2 separate regions of the Homo sapiens genome follow, and region 1 is linked to region 2. Evidence: chromatin contacts called from ENCODE Hi-C or POLR2A ChIA-PET data. All regions are on one chromosome and are shown on one strand. The core of a region is the stretch at or near the end of the contact, and the rest is flanking DNA. Distances in the headings are between cores, read along the strand shown. Region 1 overlaps LOC105377448 (a long non-coding RNA gene). Region 2 holds the start of SLC7A11-AS1 (SLC7A11 antisense RNA 1).

What was found. Hi-C counts contacts between places; a loop is a spot of excess contacts on that map. ChIA-PET counts read pairs that join two places held with the same protein, here RNA polymerase II (POLR2A). Pooled maps may share reads with other maps.
Region 1: a map with no recorded cell type shows a loop between it and region 2 (4-fold over the local background). The contact joins the enhancer-like site here to the promoter of SLC7A11-AS1 in region 2. A Hi-C loop is called at or near these places in 17 of 168 maps with a recorded cell type or tissue (Caco-2, GM12878, IMR-90 and 13 more), 8 of 37 single-sample maps with no recorded cell type and 26 of 50 pooled maps. POLR2A ChIA-PET finds 5 or more read pairs at or near these places in 1 of 52 experiments (H1).

What each region holds. Positions count from the first base shown.
Region 1 is chr4:138,863,153-138,868,238 of GRCh38, forward strand. The region is part of intron 2 of LOC105377448 (a long non-coding RNA gene); the gene reads right to left. Among named protein-coding and RNA genes, the nearest start is that of NOCT, 150 kb to the right of the region's middle. RefSeq lists an enhancer at 2,935-3,436. Within about 2 kb of position 1,979, at least 3 of the 41 ENCODE cell types and tissues checked have a DNase peak (open chromatin) inside an H3K27ac peak, as active enhancers do.
Region 2 is chr4:138,084,857-138,090,651 of GRCh38, forward strand. SLC7A11-AS1 (SLC7A11 antisense RNA 1) reads left to right here and starts at 4,158. Exons shown (of 7, transcript NR_038380.1): 1 at 4,158-4,450. All of the region lies in intron 7 of LINC00616 (long intergenic non-protein coding RNA 616), which reads right to left.

The DNA of each region.
Region 1 (5,086 bases), core at 729-3,228, 780 kb after region 2:
CCCCTAAAATTATCACACAAGTCAATAATTCCTCCCTTCTCCTTGCAAAGGAAAAGAAATGGATTCTTTATTTTTCAGTCAAGCAGGTGGCCTTGAGGCAGCTAACCGGCTGGCTGAAATCTAAATACCTTCGCCAAGACAAAAGTCAGTAACATGATTGATTATCTTCTCATTGGAGGAGAAGAGAACCTCCCCCAGCCAATCAGCATACAGAACTGCTATCAGATTATCAGTGAACCAAACTAGGCTTAGAGCTGATAAACGAAGGTGCCCAAATCCCAGGCGCCAATTGGCTGGGGCTTCATCTACCAGCTCAATTACACTTGATGCATTGATTTCTAACAAGGTTCAGTTAGTTTCTTAGTTGTAAAGCCCCAGCTTTCTTTTTCAGACCTCAAATAAGTATCTACACTCCTAGTCCCTCATTTTAATATATCTGCTTCAACTGGAATTTGTCTGCCCCAGAGTGAATGCTTTCCTCCAGACAGGTTGAAAGTAGAGACTTCTGAGCAGCTCAGAAGCAGCCACAGGCGATCCCTACCAAACTCACTGGTCTTTCTCCTAGGGGTGAAAAAAATACCTTGGATCCATCCCACTTCACTGGAAGTGCACAGTTCAGATTCTGTCTGACCAGTGGTTTGTTGTCTTGCACCCCAAGCACCTTGACAGCAGGAAGTAGAATGGTTCACCCAGAGTGGCCTCAAACCAGAGTTCTTTGCACAGGGAGCTCCCGGGTTAAAGTAGGACCAGACCAAACTGAGTGTGAGGTGGCACTCTTAGACCACAGTGAGGTTCCTGCCTCTGAACTGAAGTTCTCATGTGCATCTACAATATCATCTGGTCTCAAACCCAGGAGGAATATGAAAATTGAGATTAAAAGACCCGGGCTAGACGAGGTGGCTCACGCCTGTAATCCCAGCACTTTGGGAGGCCAAGGCGGGTGGATCACTTGAGCTCAGAAGTTCCAGACCAGCCTGGGCAATGTGGTGAAACCTCCATCTCCACTAAAAATACAAAAATTATCTGAGCATGGTGGTGCACACCTGTAATCCCAGCTACTCAGGAGGCCAAGGCAGAATTGCTCAAACTCGGGAGGCAGAGGCTGTGGTGAGCCAAGATTGCACCACTGCACTCCAGCCTGGGTGACAGAGTGAGATCCTCTCCCCCACCCAAAAAAAGAGACCCTCTCTTAATAAGCAAAAAACAAAGGTTTCAAATTCCACTTGCTCTGTAATATTTACCAAGCCTATCAGTACCTCAAATTTCTCATTGGTAAAATGGAAAGGAAGAGTCACCAAAATAAAACACTAGAGAAAGGATTGTAAAACAGTGAGATTAACTTTCTACTGAATGGAAATCTCACCCATTGTGTCAGGGTAACTCCTCCTGAGACACCGTAGTAGAACGGTGTCCCTTATTCCTAAGAAAATCAAAGAATGCCGTTTACTTGCTGGCTATGTTTTTTTGTTTGTTTTTCCTTATTCCTCTTGAGGATTGCTGGTGTCATGGTTTGTAATGCTTGTTACTAGCCTTGGTATTTGAGCTTAAGAAAAAAGTCCTTGTAGAAAGAAGCTGTCACAGAGGCAAAAGGAGTCAACCAACCACCCATTACCCTAAAACACTACTTTCCACAAAGCTGAGGATGAAAGTCAAGAGTCATCATGTCATGGCACAGAAATCTTTCCTCTCTCCACTCAGGAAGGTTATCTTCCTCTTAAAGACTGAACATCAGACTTGTCAAAAAATGTTCCTTATTGATCTGACAGAGACAGAATATTGAAGTTAGAGAGATATTTGCTGAACTATCTCCCTTGTCTCGGGGAAAAGCTGAAATGCTGTTGTTGACCCTGACCATGAAGATTAGAATAGAGGTTGTGTGAAAACAGAGGTAGTGCTGAGTAGAGGCACCACCTCCAGCCTCGGAATATAAGCCTTGTGATTGATAGAGGCAGGAACCCAAGCACTCGGTGAGGGCGATGTGGGGGTGGGGGACGCGGTTGGCAGCTTGGCTCCTCTCCACACCAACCGGATTAGTGACAACATCACAGGAGTTCAGTGGCTGCTCTGGTTCTGTTTGCATTGTTTCCTTCTATGCTGTTAGGCAGAAGCACAAATACACCTTGTGAGAAAACCTAATATCAGTGACAGGAAGGAATGTTACTTTTAAAGGACTCCTTGCTCAGCCATGAGGCTCCATGCAGAGCCTCCTTCCAGACAGCCCTGATCCTCCTGGGCTTTTTCCCAAGGGGCAAAAAGCCACATTCTATAGACTGCACGACCTTGGGTTACTTGGTGGGCATCTGAGTATGTCTCCTTCCTCAGAGCGCTCAAAGTTCAGTTACAGTTCTATCTACAGGAAAGAAAAGGTAGAGAAAAGCCTTTCTGTGGTTTCTTTTTTTCCACATTAATGGTATCCTTTATACTCAGTGGTTTTTTGAAATGATAAAGAGAAGGAGGAAGGAAGGAAAGAGGGAAGGAAGGAAGGAAGGAAGGAAGGAAGGGAGGGAGGGAGGGAAGAGGACGCTTTTAAAGTCAAGAAAGTGATCAAGAGCATGCTGATGTGGCACTGACGCACAGCACCTGTGGGCATGGAGCAGCGAGAGCAGGGGTTGTAATCACAGAGGGGTCACGCCGCAGCACCTGGGGAGTGAGGGAGGATTCACTATCAGAATTGCCTGAGCAACTTCCCCAAAATACTATCCTCCTCCTCCTCCCCACTAAGATTCTGAGGTTGATTTACAGCGGACAGTGTGGAAGGATGTCCGAATGTGTCGAGTGGAAAAGGCAATATGCAGAAGAGTACTTTCAGGAAGATCCCATTTCTGTAAATAATACTGTCATAATTATATCTTATTCGTGCACGTCATTATAGTCCTAGAATAATGTGAAAGAATACACAGCAGATGTAAGCAGTGGTTTTCTCTAAAGGATGACATGATGATGGGCTTTCACTCTTAAATTATACATATTGGAATCTTTCACATTATTAATCGTTATGTTTCTCCCCCATCTAGTCTCACCAGACCCCTTTATAGTTACCCTGGCATGAACCACAGACCACAGAACAAGAAAAATGTTGCAAATACTCAATTTTTAAGAAAAAAAAATTTGTTTTTGCCCTAAATCTAGGGCAGGAAGATTCTGCCATACACTGACAGAGCAGAGGTTTAGGTAGAACCCCCATGTCTATAGAGAAGAAATGGAGGAGGCATATTACAGGGGCAGGAGTGGGTGACAAGGAGCAGCTATGATCCCCCACAGAAGAGAAAGTCCAGCAGGCCCCAGGGAGCTGCAGCAAGCTGAGAGGGGCTGAGGTGTTGCCGCTTTGCCCCAAGGTGAGGACCACCCATCACCAAGGGTTGTTGTCACCCGGTGGTGTCCCCTGTGGAGTGGCACTGATCTGCTTCCCCAAGTCTACCCAGCACAGCCCTGTGCCTGCCTCCCAACCACCCTCCAGTGGAAAACTCCCAGTCTCCAGTCCAGCAACACCAGACACTCATGAGCTGCCACCTTGGCCCTAATCAGGTGAGACACAAGCACTAGAGAGTGACTTCAGGGTGAAATCGAGCCTTGCGCTGGGCCAGGATGGGAACAAAGGGAACAAGTTTGGAGCAGCTGAGCAGGACGGCGGTGGGACACATTGCCTTTGATGTATGCACATTTTAGAATGCGTCATGTGTTGCTGCATGCATGTGCTGTTTTTGTGATGAAAAACCTGATTTGAGGGAACCCAATTTGACTCAACATTCACTATTTATCAAGTATAACCTCCACATTGACTCTTAAGACCTCCCCTCCCTCAACTTTCTGTCAGACCAAGTCAGCGTCTAATTAATCTCTGAGGACACCTTTCCATCTTCTATAGGCACACAGGCACCACACACCACACAATACACACCACACACACAGCACAGCATGCATACACCACACACACACCACACAATACACACCACACACACAGCACAGCATACATACACCACACACATATACCCACATACTACATTGCACACCATCTATCCTCCACACAACACACTGTACATCACACAACATGTACACAAACACACACACACCACACTATATTCCACACACCACACACATCACACACTATACACTACACACCACACACACTATACACCACACCCGCATACACACTATACTCCATATACCATACACACCACACACACACTCCGACACAGTATCACCATACACCATGCACACACATACACACACACCACACACCACACTATACTTCACACAACATGCACACACACACACACACCCCAACACACCACACATACCGTACTATACTCTATACACCACATGCACACCACACACAATATATTCCACACAATGCACATAAACCACACACCATGCAACACACACACCACACACACCACAGTATACACGACACACCACACACAGACCACACTATACACCCCCCCACACACACACCACTCGACACCACACATCACACTGTATACTCCACACACTGTGCACACACACACTATATACCCACCACACACGTGCCCGCCCCATGCAGCCCCTTCTCCTTTCCAGTTGCACTCCCAAGGCCTCTGCCTGGAATGCCACCCTCGGCCTCTCATTCTTTAGCTATTAAGTGAAGCTGACTGAATTTCCCTTTGACTTTAGACACAACCGCCTCGGGTTGCAGTCACTTGCCTGTCATTATCTGCCCTCATACAACTTGCATAGGGAACGTCTCCACAGCATGGTTAGTTCCACTGCACAATCACAGCACACAATTTGCCACTGTCCCTAATCTCTGACACAGCATCCGAAATTAACTGCTCTCCTACTACAGATGACCACTCACTAATCCTCCCAGGATCTGCAGCACTGTTTCCAGAAAGTACGTTTTCAAGCTGGAAAGGGTTTTTCCATCCTTCTTGACAGTAGTTGTAATAAGAATCCATTATCATATTAGCAGAGAATGGCGATGCTAAGAAGTGACATTTGCACAAAATTTGATAGTTGACAGAGATCTTGTCCCATTTGGTGTTCACTCATAGAATGTCATTCAGTCCTCAAAAAACGGGACATTAGAATGAGACTCTTTCACCTCCAT
Region 2 (5,795 bases), core at 2,908-5,407:
GTTTGAAAGTTCAAACCCAATACGTATTGCCTAAGCTTATCGTAGTTTAATTATGTAGAAGCAATAAGCAATGCACAAAAGGTTAAACAGGGTGATATCCTCAGTAGCCCCTTTCATGATTCTATCTCTCTACCGTCACTGATTTTGTCCCTTTTTATTTTCTCCTTTCCACACAGCTCTTGTCAACCCAGCAACTTTAAGTACAAAACCCATATCATTCCAAACATGAAATAGATCACATTGTACCAATTATCTGTTGTTAAGAGAAAAATCCTCATTTCCACCTTCAATACAGCCAAAGCAGTTTTGAAATATTCTTAAAAAAAAGAAAGAAACCAAAAACAACTTGAACATAATAGAATAAAAATACTCCTTACACTTTCTTACCCTTTTCAAAATTGTCATCTCATTAGTCTACTTAAGAGATATAAGTAGGCCCAAGAACACTTTCATCCACGTTAGATAAATCGAGATATTTAGTGTAAATCTGAAATGGTAAATAATGATCTAACTATAATATCATCAGTAACACTGTCTCAGGGGTTAAAATATAAATGAATCTTTTTCTAAGGAAAAGTGATTTATTTCCCCAAGTTTCCCCCATCGGCTGCCATTTAATCATACAAAATTTTACTTATAAATACATTGGGAAATAAGTTTTCCATTAAATCAACACAGATCTTTATCAAGACATGTACCATGTTGAAACAGTTTTCCCCAGGAAAACTTTTTTCTCGTACAGGCTTCCACAAAATCTCTACAATTATCTCCACCATATATTTAATAAATCAAGTTTAAAAGTTATCGCAATTTAAATAACTGGACAGACATCATATGTCTTTGGGGAAGAAACAGATGCATAAAATAAATCAGAAAAATCATAAAAATAATTATAGAAGTAAATCATAAAAGAAATATAGAAAACCAAATTAGAAAGAAAAAGCAACTTTTTAGGGGAATATGGGTCAGACAGATTAATAGCTTTATCTTTGCTATTTTTTCCCATTTATAGTTGAAGAGACTATGGACATAAAACTTGGAACTTGGAGAAAGCTGTTTTTTTGCCTCTATAGTATTAAAATTGAAGTGAAACACACCCTATGTGTGAAGATTGTACATTCGTTTTCTTGCCAAGGCACAATTTCGGAGACAAATCTTTGAATTTGGAAGGCAATCTCCATAGAATCTGCCAGATATCAAAAAGCACATCATTTTCTTTACAAAGTTTCAAGTTAATCTGTTGGTGCCAGTTGGACGATGTGATTCGCTCAAAACAAGGACTAAGGAATCTAGTAGGAATTCTGAGAAAAGAGGATTTCCTGTCTTTCTATAGAAAGGGCTGTGTACACAGGTCCTGAGCTAGCTGGAATGGAAGCCAAACAAGTGTATCTCCAGCTATTATTGGGAATAGTAGAACAGAACGTTGACTGGGAACAGCCAGAGGGTTCAATTACCTATCATTCACTCTCATACTAATCAATTGGTGTTGTTCGGTTTGGTCTCAAGAAAAAGAAATTGTAAACTCCTAGAAGAATTTTAATTTATGCTCATTTTATTTTTTTAAATTGAATACTCTGCTTAGCATGGTACTGTTTATAGAATTCTCCCTGTTGAACTGTAGTTAAACTGAATTGTACACATGCTAATCCCTGAGAGAAAGATGAGGTATTTTTAATTAAAAACATCAATCATGTTAAAGACTATTAAATCTAGTAGATCACTTTACCTAATAGGCGTTTTAAATCAAACTTCTATTTTTGGAACTTTAAAAAATATTTTTCTACAGTCCCACTTCTACAAAGACATTCTTCAGTTTACACTGGAGACCAGTTTATGCAGTTTGTATTGGAGCCTAGTCAAATTCTTCCACACTCTTCCTACATTTCTTTGTATAATGACCCCCCTTTCCCCAAACTCTATTTCTGTTGTTAATTTCCTGAGGATTGTATAGAACGCTGCTTAAATGAGAAACATCAGTACTGAGGATGTAGGCAATGCCTTAATTGATCAGATAAACATGGTCCATTTAGTTTTGCTTTAACTCAAACTTCAAAGTACCAAGCTGTAGGTTTGCTACATTTTGGCAGAAGCAAAAAGCCTGAAACTCTTCAGGAGGTAAGGAAGCTATGGAAATTAGGCATCTGCCCAAAATCTAGGATAAAGAATAAACACTTAAAACTCATTTTAACATCTACTTTGAACTGAAAAGAAAAGGGCTCATGAGAACATTTGAATATAGGAAAAGGACAATTTTCAAGACTGTGAACTTGAACCCATTTGACAGCAGAGAATGTGATCTCAGGGCCATGTGATACTGGTCTGTCTTCATTAAAGTCCCATCAGCCCTACCAAGATGAAACAAACTTTCTAAATTTTCCTTTACTCTTCCAACTGCCATATGTGAGCTCTCGGTATGGACTTGCCTCGGGAGGATTTATATAGGCCTTTTGAACTTCTAACAGAGTCTCTCTTTTGAGTAACCATTTAAAAGATGATTAAATTTAATTAGACTGTATTTTTTCCTTTGACATGTGCCTTCAAAGTCCATTTTATTACATTCTTTTATCCTAGCAGCACACTAATGCTCTCGGGTGTAGGGCACCTTCAGATGCAGGAACACAGGAGGGAGATATTTATATACTCACTTAATCCCCTGGGAGTATTTTAGGAATGGCCGACATCTGACATCCATGCCTGCCCAGCAACACTGCCTGAGCTAATGTTGCTCAGGAATCAACTCAGACACATGACAATTTGGATGAGTAATCTGAGCCCTCCATACACCTGTCCTAGATAGGGGTTCAAGGTGCCCTTGGGTTGTATCATCTATTTATACCCTAATTATTTCTCTTTTGATGTTTTTCTTATTCTCTGAATTTATTGATAATAACTACACTTCGATAGTGTGTCCGGAACTGGTGGGTTCTTGGTCTCACCGGCTTCAAGAATGAAGCTGCGGACCCTCACAGTGAGTGTTAAAAGTTCCTAAGGGCGGTGTGTCCTGAGTTTGTTCCTTCTGATGTTCGGATGTGTTCGGAGTTTCTTCCTTCTGGTGGGTTCATGGGCTCGCTGGCTCAGGAGTGAAGCTGCAGACCTTTGCGGTGAGTGTCACAGCTCTTAAGGCACACTCTCGACTTGTTCGTTACTCCCCGGTGGGTTCGTGGTCTGGCTGGCTTCAGGAGTGAAGCTGCAGACCTTCACGGTGAGTATTACAGCTCATAAAGGCAGTGTAGACCCAAAGAGTGAGCAGTAGCAAGATTTATTGCAAAGAGCGAAAGAACAAAGTTTCCACAGTGTGGAAGGGGACCCTGTACAGTTGCCATTGCTGGCTGGGGCAGCCTGCTTTTATTCATCCTGCTGATTGGTCCATTTTGCAGAGAGCCAATTGGTCTGTTTTACAGAGAGCTGATTGGTCCGTTTTGACAGGGTGCTGATTGGTGCATTTATAATCCCTGAGCTAGACACAAAGGTTATCCACGTCCCCACTAGATTAGCTAGATACAGAGTGTCCACTGGTGTATTTACAAACCCTGAGCTAGACACAGAGTGCTGATTGGTGCATTTACAAACCTTGAGCTAGATACAGAGTGCCGAGTGGTGCATTCACAATCCCTTAGCTAGACATAAAAGTTCTCCAAGTCCCCACCAGATTCAGGAGCCCAGCTGGCTTCACCCAGTGGATCTCGCACCGGCCGCAGGTGGAGCTGCCTGCCAGTCCCGCGCCGTTTGCCCCCACTCCTCAGTCCTTGGGTGGTCGTTAGGACCGGGCGCCGGGAGCAGGGGGCGGCGCTCGTTGGGGAGGCTCAGGCCGCGCAGGAACCCACGGCGGGGGAGCGGGGAGAGGAGAGCAGGGAGGAGACTCAGGCATGGTGGGCTGCAGGTCCCGAGCCCTGCCCTGCAGGGAGGCAGCTAAGGCCCTGCGAGAAATAGAGCACAGCAGCTGCTGGCCCAGTTGCTAAGCCCCTCACTGCCCGGTGCTTGCGGGCTGGCCGGCCGGCTGCTCCGAGTGCGAGGCCCGCCGAGCCCACGCCCACCTAGAACTCGTGCTGGCCTGCAAGCGCCGGGCGCAGCCCCGCAAGCACCGCGCGCAGCCCGGCAAGCAACGCGCGCAGCCCCGGTTCCCGCCCGCGCGGAGCCCACGCCCACCCGGAACTCATTCTGTCTGGCAAGCGCCGCGCGCATCCTCGGTTCCCGCCGCGCCGTTGCCGCCGCTCCTCTCCCTCCTCACCTCCCCGCAAGCTGAGGGAGCCGGCTCTGGCCTTGGCCAGCCCAGAAAGGGGCTCCCACAGTGCAGCGGTGAGCTGAAGGGTTCCTCAAGCGCGGCCAGAGTGGGCGCCAAGGCCGAGGAGGCGCCCAGAGCCAGCGAGGGCTGCCAGCAAGCTGTCACCTCTCAATAGGAACTGGTACCAACCTACTTACGAAGAAGTATTTGTTTTAACCTGAACCTGGGGTAAGATTTACTCAAAGATTATTTCAGAGTCTAACCCACTCTTAAAACCATGTTTATACATTTACTAGAAATATAAGTCAGTGTCAATGGCATTACAGGGATCGATGGAAAGCAAGTACCTCAATACCTGTTCGACAATTAGGTCATGCAGAAAATCACTAGATGTACGATTCAGTAATTTTTACTTTTATTGGTAGAATTTGGAGAGAAGGAGAAGAAATATGACAAAGAGTAGCAGACATTTAAAGAAAAGGTAAAAGTCAACATTTGCAACCGGGTACTAAAGACTCATTCCTGTTAAAGGAGAGCAGATGTAACTGCTCAACTGCTTCACAATGCCTTTGGTGATAGCTCTTGCTGGGACATGTGGATGAATGCAGTTTTCTCTCTTCACAATTGCGTTGTTGCTTTAGCCAGAACGCTGTGGCATTTTACCAGCCTTTCCCTTCTTGGTCACATTTTTTACAAATATAAAGAAGAAAGAAAATGAACACATTGCAAGTAATTTCTTCTTCATTTTGGTGTGCTATTGAACAACACCGGTGTGCCCCTGTGGTCCTGGCTGCCTGCTTGCTGCTAACTTCCCCGGGCCTCTAAGGCTTGGGCATAGGGAGGCAGAAGATTGTTTGCGGTTTTTCGCTTTTTGCTTTTTCATTGGCGTGACAGTGCCCAGCAGTCTAGTCTATTCTTTCCTTTTTCATTTTTTCACTGGTGTGAAGGAGCACAGTCACTTAGCGAAAGAACGACCTGCGGCTAAAGGGAGCGAAGAAGAAAGGAGCAGGCCAGCCTGGCCTTTCTCTGTGGCCTGAAACTGCCTAAAGTTAATTGCTCACATAAGAAGAATAACTCGTGGTGCTGTAATTGAATTTTTATGGAAATAAACAGGTGGCAGATTTACTATAGCTGGGGGATAGTAGGGGGCGAAATGCTGTAGCCACATTAACCTGTTTAATTTAATAGCTTCGGTACTCATAGGGGGGAAAGAAAAAAGCAGTGTTGCTCTTTGAGTCAGTTGGATGCCAAATGTAAATAACTACAGTTACCCTAGCATGCCCAAGTGGTTGAGCAAAAAAGGGCTTTGTGCCAGCTTCAACTTGGTTTTCATGTTTATTAATTAAGCTCCTGGAAGTTTCAAAAACAGAAGTTTTAACTCACAAAGAACTGGGAAAAAAAGGAAGAGGAAAGAATTTGGCAAAGGGAAAATAGACCGATAGACAGACAGACGGACGGACGGACGCACGCACGCACGCTCGCTCTTCTTCCATTAATGGCACAGCACCAGTCTGTGATAGATATTAGGAGCACTCTATACTGGACACAGGAAGGAAAAACTAAAGGCTAGCTT